Linked DNA regions of Homo sapiens: all the other regions are linked to region 4. A link is a contact called in ENCODE Hi-C or POLR2A ChIA-PET data. All regions are on one chromosome and are shown on one strand. Each heading gives the region's core, a stretch centred on a gene start or an enhancer-like site at or near the end of the contact. The rest is flanking DNA. Distances are from core to core; before and after follow the strand shown. Region 1 holds the start of CXXC1 (CXXC finger protein 1). Region 2 holds the start of FECH (ferrochelatase). Region 3 holds the start of CFAP53 (cilia and flagella associated protein 53). Region 4 holds the start of STARD6 (StAR related lipid transfer domain containing 6).

Evidence for each region. A loop is a pair of places that touch in the nucleus more often than their neighbours do. ChIA-PET counts read pairs that join two places held with the same protein, here RNA polymerase II (POLR2A). Pooled maps may share reads with other maps.
Region 1: a map of CD8-positive, alpha-beta T cell shows a loop between it and region 4 (35-fold over the local background). The contact joins the promoter of CXXC1 here to the promoter of STARD6 in region 4. A Hi-C loop is called at or near these places in 1 of 168 maps with a recorded cell type or tissue (CD8-positive, alpha-beta T cell), 1 of 37 single-sample maps with no recorded cell type and 8 of 50 pooled maps.
Region 2: a pooled map shows a loop between it and region 4 (16-fold over the local background). The contact joins the promoter of FECH here to the promoter of STARD6 in region 4. A Hi-C loop is called at or near these places in 4 of 50 pooled maps. POLR2A ChIA-PET finds 5 or more read pairs at or near these places in 2 of 52 experiments (OCI-LY7 and T-cell).
Region 3: a pooled map shows a loop between it and region 4 (4-fold over the local background). The contact joins the promoter of CFAP53 here to the promoter of STARD6 in region 4. A Hi-C loop is called at or near these places in 4 of 50 pooled maps.

What each region holds. Positions count from the first base shown.
Region 1 is chr18:50,286,375-50,289,074 of GRCh38, forward strand. CXXC1 (CXXC finger protein 1) reads right to left here and starts at 1,318. Exons shown (of 15, transcript NM_014593.4): 1 at 1,213-1,318; 2 at 366-484; 3 at 165-265. The coding sequence starts at 1,215. RefSeq lists enhancers at 62-111, 932-1,051, 1,172-1,261, 1,372-1,741.
Region 2 is chr18:57,585,396-57,588,095 of GRCh38, forward strand. It overlaps FECH (ferrochelatase), which reads right to left and starts at 1,307. Exons shown (of 11, transcript NM_000140.5): 1 at 1,159-1,307. The coding sequence starts at 1,225. RefSeq lists silencers at 999-1,048, 1,059-1,118, 1,129-1,488.
Region 3 is chr18:50,265,226-50,267,925 of GRCh38, forward strand. CFAP53 (cilia and flagella associated protein 53) reads right to left here and starts at 1,270. Exons shown (of 8, transcript NM_145020.5): 1 at 1,111-1,270. The coding sequence starts at 1,179. It also overlaps a transcript of MBD1 not described here. RefSeq lists enhancers at 674-1,519, 866-995, 1,166-1,235.
Region 4 is chr18:54,356,517-54,359,216 of GRCh38, forward strand. It overlaps STARD6 (StAR related lipid transfer domain containing 6), which reads right to left and starts at 1,342. Exons shown (of 8, transcript NM_139171.2): 1 at 1,276-1,342. C18orf54 (chromosome 18 open reading frame 54) reads left to right here and starts at 1,390. Exons shown (of 9, transcript NM_001288980.2): 1 at 1,390-1,559; 2 at 2,258-2,354. RefSeq lists enhancers at 1,894-2,405, 1,907-1,976.

The DNA of each region.
Region 1 (2,700 bases), core at 68-2,567, 4.1 Mb before region 4:
CCAGGGCAGAGCTGCCTCTTCCCGTGGGATCTTCTATTACTCACAATGGAGCCCCATTCCAGCTCACCACAGACGTGTATCACTAATCCCCATAACCCCCCCTTGTGGCTCCTCCTCCTCCCTTGAAGCCCCACCTGCCTTCCCTGTCCATCCATGGCCCTCACCTCTGCACTCCCGACAGTACCACTCCCGGATGGCCTTGGCCATCTTCTCAGTGATCCGGATGCAGTCCCCATGGAACCACTCATTGCAGTTGTCACACCCGCTGCAGAGGATGGGGCAGGCGATGGAGATGTGAGGGGCGCGGCCCATCGGCCTCACCCCACCCTGCCAGTGTCAGCCCCGCCCATCTCTCCCGCGCTCACATCATGAAGCAGTTGATGTCCGGTTTGCGGCAGATGCAGTAGATGGGCGCATTCTCCCCATTCTCGGACTTGCTGTCCTCCCCGGCATCTGGAGGCTCTGGGTCTGAACCATCTCCCTCCTGCAGGACACCCCCATTACGGATCCTTAAGCAGCCCCCACCGTGGCGGCTCATCCCCCCATTACAACTCCACCGTGGTCAGCAGGGATCCCCACTCTGCCTGCAGATTTCACATCGGGGCCCCCAAAAAACCTCTCCATCACAGTCCCCACTGACCCCCATCCCTTCCTCTGACATCCTATTACTCTGCTCCATACTTCCCATCACGCACCCACCGACACCCGCTCCCTGCGTCCACACTCGCTAATGGGTCATGGCGACCCTCCATCGTGGCGCCTCACAGACCCCGCGTAACTCACTGCGGACTTCCCATCGCGGTTCTCCACGCACCCCTCCCTGTTTATCTCATAGACCCACCTGGCACCCGCACCCACCCCCAGTCGCGGCTGTCCACGGATACCCGGACACGGACTCCTCGTCACGGCTCACTACAGACCACTCAATGTGACTCCTTACAACCCGCTTATCCCTCTGCCCTAAGAACCCCCGATCATGGTTTCCCACGGAACTGCCACACGGAGTCCCCACTAAACTTCTATTAAGGAGCCCCCCACCGTGGCTCACCATAGAACTCCCAGATGGTTCATCATTCTGCCCATAGACTCCCGCCGTTCAGTCCACAGACTCCGGTTATGGCTCACCACAGACCCCTGAGTCGGCCGACAGACCCCACTGTTGCCAACCGACCGACCTCCACCGCCGAACCCCTCCCTGGACCCGCTACTTACCATATCTCCGCTCCCGGCGCACTCCCTCACGACCCCCGCCAGCGACCCGCGAACCTGCACAGACCACTCGGCGGCGTCCCAGGCGGTTGCAAAGGCGCCCACAACTACTTCCGCTTCTAGTCACGCCTCCCAGGCAGCGTACTCCTATTGCGCAGGCCCCATGCGTCGTCTCCGCTGCAAACCAGTAGGTGGCCGGCCTAGAGCCCCCAAGACCCCTCAGGCGCCGCCATCTTGCTTATCGTATCCGTATGGTGGCCGAATCCATATGTTCGCCGGGAACATGGCCGCGCTCTAATGTGGCTTTCCCGAGGGCGCCGCCACCTTGTCAGTAGAGTCCGTACGGCGGCTGCTTGTACGGCCTCGACGTACAGGCAACATGGCTGCACCTACTGCGTGACTTCCTCATAGATGCCGTCATCTTGGAATCCGATTCCGTACGTGGGTCGAATTCCGTACGTTCCTAGGCGACATATGACGGCGACCTAATTGCGGATTCTTCACGGGCGCCGCCATCTTGGTGGTTGATTCCGTACATTGCCCGTTTGTCAGGCAGAGAGGTTCACAGGTAAAGTGACCGCTTCCGAAGCACGACCTGGATCAAGTTGTATTCATTCCTCCATTCAGTCTCTTTCCCCTTCCACATGTATTAATGGGGCGTCGGCAGGCTGTGTGCCTTGCGGGGCGGAGGAAACCAGTTCCTCTGTCGTCTCCGACTTCACCTGCCACCACTCTTTCCGGCTTTTACTCCTCCCACTTGTCATTCTTCTGCCAGGCCTGGCACGGTTCGGCTTCTATTTATTTTATTTTTATTTAAAAACAATTCTTAAACTAATATCAAATCTTATTTTAGTTCTATAAGCTGCACAATAAGCCTAAACACAGTTTACTTATCCATTTCTTTATTGTTTAGCATTTAGAACATTTTCAAATATTATTCTAAATAAAGTTGCAACGAACATTCTTAAACATAGATCTGTATGCTCATCCCTGATTATTTCTTGTGAAATGTGATATACAAATTTACAAATATACAAATGTGATATACCAGGTGTAACTCTGGTTAACAGCTGTAAGATGGAGCCTGGAAGCCAGGCTTTATTTATTTATTTATTTATTTATTTATTTATTTTATTTATTATTTATTATGTATTTATTTATTTATTTTTATTTATTTACTTATTTTTTGAGACGGAGTTTCACTCTTGTTGCCCAGGCTGGAGTGCAATGGCGCGATCTCAGCTCACTGCAACCTCCGCCTCCCGGGTTCAAGCGATTATCCTGCCTCAGCCTTCCGAGTAGCTGGGATTACAAGCATGCACCACCATGCCCGTCTGATTTTTTTTGTATGTTTAGTAGAGATGGGGTTTCACCGTGTTGGCCAGGATGGTCTGGATCTCCCGACCTCAGGTGATCCGCCCGCCTCGGCCTCCCAAAGTGCCGGGATTACAGGCGTGAACCACCGCGTGCCTGGCCCGCCTGGAAGCCATT
Region 2 (2,700 bases), core at 57-2,556, 3.2 Mb after region 4:
TTGTTCCACGACCTCAAATCTAGGACCTGTCAGACTTTATTTGCCACAGGAAAGGTCAGTGAAAGAAAAGATTAGTTCAATACTTCTTTCAGCCCCACGACTGGCACTGTGCTGCCTCTTCTTAAAAAACAATGCCCTTTGTCCCCCAGCGCCCTTAGTGAGCTAGCCTCATTGTACACTGGGTCCTTAGTATTTTCCTAACAAAGGCACGTCTAATGAGATATGGAGGTTCAGAGGGGATTCCCTCCACTCCAAGTAGGTGTCAGACTGACGAACGTCTTAGAAAAATATGTCCGGTCTGTGTCCAGTCACCGTTCGGATGCATTGAATAAGCATCTTATTCGTGGCAGCCTTCTGCATGAATGGCTAGACATCTTGAGGATGCCTGTGTACTACTGTGTGCCAGGCAAGGTGCTCATGTTCAAGGCAAGCCTTAAAAAAAAAATTAGGATTTCAATGTACATTTACCAAAGCTCTGGCGAGGTTAGGTGCCTTGTTCAAGGTGTCACAGTTGGAAATGCTGTCCCAGCCAGGTGTGTGAGATCCACAGTCCCATCAGCTCATCCTGTGGTCACAACCTATTCACGGTTTGCATCAGAAACGTGGGAGGCTGTTCCTGGGTCTTACAAGTTCCCCAGATATCTCTAGAAAACGCTAGCCCAGGCTGCCCCACGGGGGGTCCCGCTGCTAAGGAGAAGTGGGCACAGAGGGACCAAGGACCATGGGCTTTCCTCAGCAGGGAGGGAACTGCAGGGCAGATGTCCATGGTGGTGATGATGAAGATGCCTTCCTTACTATCCTCTATGGCAGGCCCATAACATACCTTCCCTCGCGTAATCTTCTCAACAGCCTGGTTATTGCAGGTGACAATAACCAAGGCTCTGGGAAATTCCAGCCACTGCTCCAAGCCACCCAGCCGACCGATGGGACTTGAACCTGCGCCTCCTGGATCCGGGCGCCCTCCCCGCGGCCTCCCGAGCCCTGAGTGCTGCCCTCAGCCCTCCCTTCTCCGCGACGCCCCTCGCCCGGTTGCTCGCAGCACCCCCAAGGCCGCTCCCCGAATCCCCCGGGCGCGAGGGCCCGGGCGCCAGCTGCCCGCTCTGCCCACGCCTTCTCAGGGATCCTGGCCCTGGCGGCCGCCGCGACAGACCCACTTACGCGGATCGCGGAGCAGGACGCCCGCGGCGCGCAGGGCCGCAGCCATGTTTGCGCCGAGTGAACGCATTGCCTGGGCAGCCTCGGCCCGAGTCCGGGCTCCTCCCGCGGCGGCGCGCCCAGGTGTCCGCCCAGCAGTGGCCGAGCCGGGTAGCGATCCCCACGCGCGTCCCCAGCCCCCTGACCTCGCGCCCTCCCGGCGCGCCCGCTCATTCGCTGCCGGGCCGGGGCGGGCGAGGCCAGGCAGAGACACGCCCCTCGCGGAGAGCCCGCCCCAGCTGGGCGCCGCTCCCTGCGTGAAAATGGGCCCGGGGGCTGAGCTAGAAGCCCGCTCCCCACCACCATCGCAGGTCACTGCAAAACCTGCTGGACTCCTAGTTGCGTGCCCTGTTTGCATCTGCCAAACTAGCGAAGTCAGGATCCTCAGCCATGACTCAGCAAATAACTTTTTTCGACGTTTCCATTACTATTATTTAGATATAAGGATGCTTTTGCCTCAGTTCTCCAGTTTGCCTGCCTAGTCACAACACAAGTGTGCAGATCCTGTTTTGTTTTGCTTTATTTTCAGAATAGAAAAAGGGATTATTCAGTTTCTCTGCACCCTCTCTGTGTAGCAGAATTTGACAGGTGAAACTCACTGAAGAGCATTAGGAAAAGTGAAGGCCAGCCTGGCAAGTGCATTTCTTGGAGGGACGGTATGATGAGGTTTGTCTGTATCATATCCGCGCACCTTCCCAGTTTAGCCGCCCGTCCCGCCCCCAAGGTCGCACACTGAGATCACTGGGAGGAACAGGCGCCCATTTCATTCCTACACCTCCGTCAGCCCACCCTGCCTATATATGTTCAGTGCATTGTGGAGTAGGAAACCAGCCCTTGGTACAGAAAGGTCTCAGGCATCGGTATTCATTGAACAAATATTGAGCACCTACTATGTGCACTGGGAAAACAGTAGTGAAAAGAGTAGACGGGGGCTTACATGGGGTTAGGGGAGACACAGAAAATAATCACAACATGTAATACTTTGAATGATGGAGCCCTTCCACGGCCTCCCCTCTTCTTTTTCCCTCTCAGGACAAAAGAAGAATGAAGCAAGGTAAAAGAGATGGGGTAGGGTGGGGGAAGGGACTAATGCAATTTGAAGCAGGTGGGTCAGAGTCTCACACATTCGAGCAAAGGCCTTATACACATTTGAGCAAAGGGGGCAAGCCATATGGAACATTCAGGGAAGATGGAGTCTAGATTCAGCTGAAACCCAGTTTTCTGTAGCTTAAATATGTGCTACTGATGGAATTAGTTTATTTCTTATTAAAGTTGGTCCTCCTGATGGTTATAAGCCCAATGCAAAATGTCAAATTAAATGGATAGCCTTTCATATTACCTACATGATCTTCATATCCAAGCGGATGTCCTGAGAAAAGCACAGTAAAACCTGCTCCAGGTATCAACCCACCTTCCTTATATGTGTGGCTATTCTCTACCCTCATAAAAAAATTATAGTCTTCTTAAGTTGCCCTGTAAAGAGGTGATCTTCATGGATAACATACT
Region 3 (2,700 bases), core at 20-2,519, 4.1 Mb before region 4:
CACATGATGACATAAGTGGAAAATTTCACACCTGACCTCATGTAAGGGGTCACAGTCAAAACACAAGCAAACAACACATATTTATTCAGCATCCCCAAGGGGAAAATAAAATTACCTTCGAGGTAATGAAATATAAATAAATTCTGTGTTTAGACTTGGGTCCCCTCCCCAAGATATTGCATTATGTATATGCAAGTATTCCAAAATCCAAAAAAAAAATCTGAAATCCTAGACATCTCTGGTCCCAAGCATTTCAGATAAGGGATACTTGACTTGTATAAGCTCCTTGAAGGGAGGGCTCAGGCTTCAATAAAGAGTTAACCTTCCAGGATCATTGTATCCACCCCTGTATCTCCCACAATACTGCGCACACAGCAGGGGCTCAAGCAATAACTCTGCCTACATGTTAGTTTTCTGGTGGGTAGAAACTAATTTGTAGAAACAAAAAAATCTACATGTATGGACCAATAGTGTCTGAGGTTCTCAGCAGGAACCATCAAATTCTGCAGCAAGCACATTTTCCTGGCCTACTACCACTCCAGCCTTAGAGGCAGGCACCTGAGTTTTTCCCAGGTCTGAAGGGACACTTCTGTCCAGCAATGGTTACTGGTTGAGTTGGCACAGGAAAGGCGTTGGGTGCTATAACCACTCACAACCTAATTCCCCTTCCTCAGACGATTTTCCTAGGAGTGAAAGACCAGCTCCAAATCATAGGCCCGCCCTGCCCCCAGATCTGTCTCTGGGCCGGGTGCCCTTTCCATAACACACACTCGCCACTGCATGGGGGACAGACATCCTTCCGGTGTCTTGGAGACTGAAAAACCCTAAGATCCCTAGTGGTGATTCTCCAAAAACAGAACCTAAATATTATAACTTTGGGGGCAGATGAAAGGCTGTAAGGATGAAAACAGAGGGAGATGAGTGGGTGAGAGGTGGGGTAGATAGGTGAGCGACCTTATCTTCCTTCTTTCAAAATTCAACCCACTGCATCAGGCGACACCCGTTCCCCTCGAGAAGGCCCCGGGTGGGGGCCGAAGTGGGATAGGCCAGGCCTGGAGTGCGGAGAGATGGAGAAAGCTGTAGGGTCTGGCAGACATATCCTGTGCTTACCACGATCACCACTTTGGGGGTGGGGCCCTTAACCTCCCGCTGTACGGTGCCAAACCGCTGGCTGTACATTTTCGAGTCCCCTTCGGGACGGGGGCGGCGTCCGCCGCGTTTCCCCCAACCGTGGCGACCTGCGGGACCCGCTTCCGCGACGCAGAAGTCTGGTTGCCATGGTGCGCCTCGCGGGATTAGGGGCCGGTAGAGGTGGGCGGGTCGGGCGGAAGTCGGTCTGGTCACCATGGGGGCCGCAGACGCCTGCACTCGGGACTTCCTCTTCCAGCTGAGAAGCTGAGCCTGCGCAGTCCTCACCCCGCCCCTCGGCCAAATCCCGCCGACCTTGCTCCCTTCCTCCAGGGTTCATCAGAATGGCAGAAAAAACCTCTAGCCCAAGAAAAATCAAAGCTCTAATTACAATTCCAGTTGACTTTGCTATTTATATCTTGTAATGGTCTAAAAGTATGAAAAAGGTTAGCGAACATTTTTTGGGAAGCTTAAATTTTGCACTATCTGTAGGTTAATCTTGATGACGGTAATAATCACAGGAAAACCTTATATTTGTGTAGTTCTTTACAATTTCCAAGATATTTTCACACACACAGCCTTTTAACCTCACAGATTTTTTCTGAGACAAGGTCTCGCTCTGTCGCCCAGGGTGGAGTGCAGTGGCGTGATCATGGCTCCCTGCAGCCTCGTCCTCCTGGGCCTCAGCCTCCAGAGTATCTGGGACTACAAAGCCTGCGCCACCACGCCCTGCTAATTTAAAAACAAATTTTGAAGAGACAGGGGGTCCCGCTATGTTGCTCAGGCTGGAACTCCTGCTCCTGGGTTCAAGCGATCCTCCCCACTGCCCCTCCCGCCGGCCTCCCAAAGTGTTGGAATTACAGGGTGCGCTACCGCGCGTGGCCGCAAATATCTTACAGGGTTGATAGAATAGCAAGTAATACTATCCTTATTTTCCAGCTAAGGCAAAGCTCAGGGAGCCTAAGTGCCTTGTCAAACCAAATAACCAGTAATAATAATAATTTTTTAAAACCTGTTAATAAAATCTTCCTATTTGCCATTGGCAGAAACCAGGGCTTAGACTCAGGATATCCTAGGATGGGGGCAGATCAAATGGACTAGTGGGGCAGTGGCACGACCTGGTGGAGCATAATTAAGAGTCTGAGGGTCACAGTGGACCAGGGTCAGGATGTGGATCAGAAGTCCAGTAACTGGTTTCTGAGAATCAGGATCCAGGCAGAACAGGAAACACAAATCAGGGAACCAGGACGGACCTGCAGCACAGGTGGTAACCACAGTTGCATTTCCAGTCAAGAGCAAGGTGGTAATACCTAAAAGCCAATTAAGAATGACACTGTGATACTCCCATTCTAAAGTGGGGGTGAGCATAGAACACTTGTGAGCACATGCAACAAATCAGTACCTACGTCAAACTGACATATAATAAGTACAACTAATGTGTATGCCCTCTTAAGGACGCAATTTACTGTAAATTAGCATTCCTTAATCATTTGTAAACCACCCACTTCGGATTTTGTATGTGGTATGTTTCTAAATACGAATTCCATTTCCTGAATTGCTGGTTCAGCTTTT
Region 4 (2,700 bases), core at 92-2,591:
TATATCTTCTCAGTGTCCTTTATCTATACTTTGTCTTCATTAGGAAACATTTGCTACATATATGCCCCAAGATGAAAGAAAAATATAGTACAAAAAACTTTAAAAGATACTGTTTATAAAAAGAATCTTTAAGAAACTATTTTAAAGGAACTCAGTTTAAAAAGACACTTAGGTGGAACGTGGATACAAAAATTTAAGTTTTTAAGCTTACGTCACTAACAATTAACAAGGATTGTTAATCCCCGACCAGGGCTCGTCTTAGCATATAAAACACCGTTCTTGATTTCCTATTGGAAACCTACTTGATATTAATTGATCTAGAGACTTTGAAGATTATTGGGACATACCACTAGCAGGGTATGTCTTATTTTCAAATCACCAACTATTACTGCCACAATAGACCTGTGTTTAACCACTAAACTGAACGTTATAGCTTCCGGACTTTTTCATTTGCTAAGAGAAAAGGGAAGGTAAAATTTAGTAGGCTACAAAGGGTAAAAAGAAGAAAGTGCAAACAGTAAGACTACAATTGTATTACATGGTGGTGGAACGTCGGATGAGCTGGAACATATTCAGATGGACTCATGGTCAAGGATATCTTCACTCATAGGGTCAGTGGAAAATAAACATAAACCAACATTGGGATGGCCTCTTTTTTTGATACACCAATTGGTTGAAACTGGATTCCTTCCAGACTTACAGACAGGTTCACACATGTTAGTGAGTCTTTACATCTGTTTGTACAATGACCCTCTTTCTGAGCTGCCTGACTGGGTCCCCAATCCGTGCGGGGTCACTGCCATTCTTCCCTGGGAATCAAGGCTTCCTAGGAGTTTGTTAAATCCCATCCCTGGCTAAACTCGGGTCTCCAATCTCCCATCTGCTTTGTGTGTGAGAGGCTCCGGGGTGTGAGAGGAAAGGCACTGAAGAGGGAGTGAAAGAAGTGGTGAGGGGGGACTGCCTACTAGCTGAGACGATATCTTATTTTTGGCGGGGGATGCTCTGGAAGCGGGGAGGCTGAACTCACTTGGAAAAACTGGAGCTGTGGGGCAGACTCTCAGCGACCGGAACGACAGCCGCCAGCGCCCTTAAGTCTCCCTCCCCACCCAGTCCCCTCCCGCAGACCCCGGGGCCGGCTGAAGGGAGATCAGCAAGTCCCCGCGCAAACTGGCCGAGAATAGCTGTGACGGAGGTTGGAAGGGCGTGGGGGGCAGCGACTTGGATGCAGCCCACATCCCCCCATTCCCAGCCCCAGAAAGGAGGGAGAAACAGCACCTTCCAGCAGGGGTCGCGACCTAACGCTCAACAGCATCCTCTCTTCTCCGGCCGCTCCCTCATCTCCGCTCGCGCCCGGCGCCCCACTGCCGCGCATGCGCACCGCAGGCCGGCGCCATGTTGGGGCGGTTTGAAAGCGAGCGCGGGTGTCGAGCTCTGCTGTGACTGCGGAGGAAGCTGCGAGTGAGCCGAGCCTGAGGCGGGGCGGTGTCCGGGTTGGGGATGCTTTGTGGTGTCTCGCGTTGGGTAACAGGCCTGAGCTTTCGGCGGAGAGCTGTGGAAGTGTGCGGTTTTTGTTTTTGTTTTCCTTTATTTTTATTTTGGGGCCTTAGGGGTGAGTTAGGACGGAAAGGAGGGTGTCTTTTCGAGGGTTGTCCCATCCTGTGACAGCCGAGAAAAGGCGAAAGGAGAGTGGCGAGGAAAGAGGAGGAGACGTCTCCTGAGGGAGGGCGCTTGTGGAGTCTCTGTGGAAGGAAGAACACTGTAGGGGGAGTGCCCCCTGGGCGAGGGAGGGTCGCGGGACGCGGCGGAGGGGGCTCACACGGGCGTCTGCGGACCTGAGGCGGCGACAGGAAGGGGCTTGCGCTCTGGGGCTGTCGCTTCGGAACACTTCTCCTTCAGTCCATTGCTGCGCTCGCCCTGGCTGCTGAATAAATGGTTTCGGAGTGAAAAGCATCTCACTGAAGAACTTGTCTGTGTCTGTGACTGACGGGCGGTGGAACACCAAAGGGAGGGTGTCGCCTGATTGGGACTGGAAAAATTGGAATTCAGGGCGCCCGGGGTAGGGGAACGATGCGCACTGCTGGAGACGGGCGACCTTCGCTGGCCGGTCGGTGGGTTCCTGGTTTTCTGCTGCCGAGTAAACAAACGTTCCCTTTCCTAACTTAGCAGTCACAGAGCTATTTCCAAGAGTTGTTCTTAATTTCCTGTGCGATATTCCCATTGGCTATTTAACACTGAACATTCTGTTTTTGAATCAAAGTTAGTTAAAATTTGTTGTCAATAAGTTTAACATTCTGTTCTTCCGCGTGATGGATTTTCTTTTGGAGATTCGAACTGAAGCCTGTACGGAGGAAATGGTAAGATATATGGGATTTGCATGAGATATGTGGGGTTCAAAATAATCCTGTGGCTGAAGTGGGGAGAAGTGGGTGGGTCCCTACCCACTTTAGCTACAATTGGGGTCTGTTCAGCGATTGTTGGAAGCAGGATGATGAGTACATAGGGGTTTATTGAACGATTCTACTTTTGTATACTCTTTTGGGGAAAAGTTGGAAAACTTTTCATAATGAAACTTAAATTGTGCATTTTCTTTTTGTCTGTCCTGTGAGTTGAAATAACTAGTAAATGTTATCACCCACTTACGGAGACCAATACAACAGCTTTCTCTTTCAAGGTTTTGTAAAATAAAATCAGTAGCCTGTT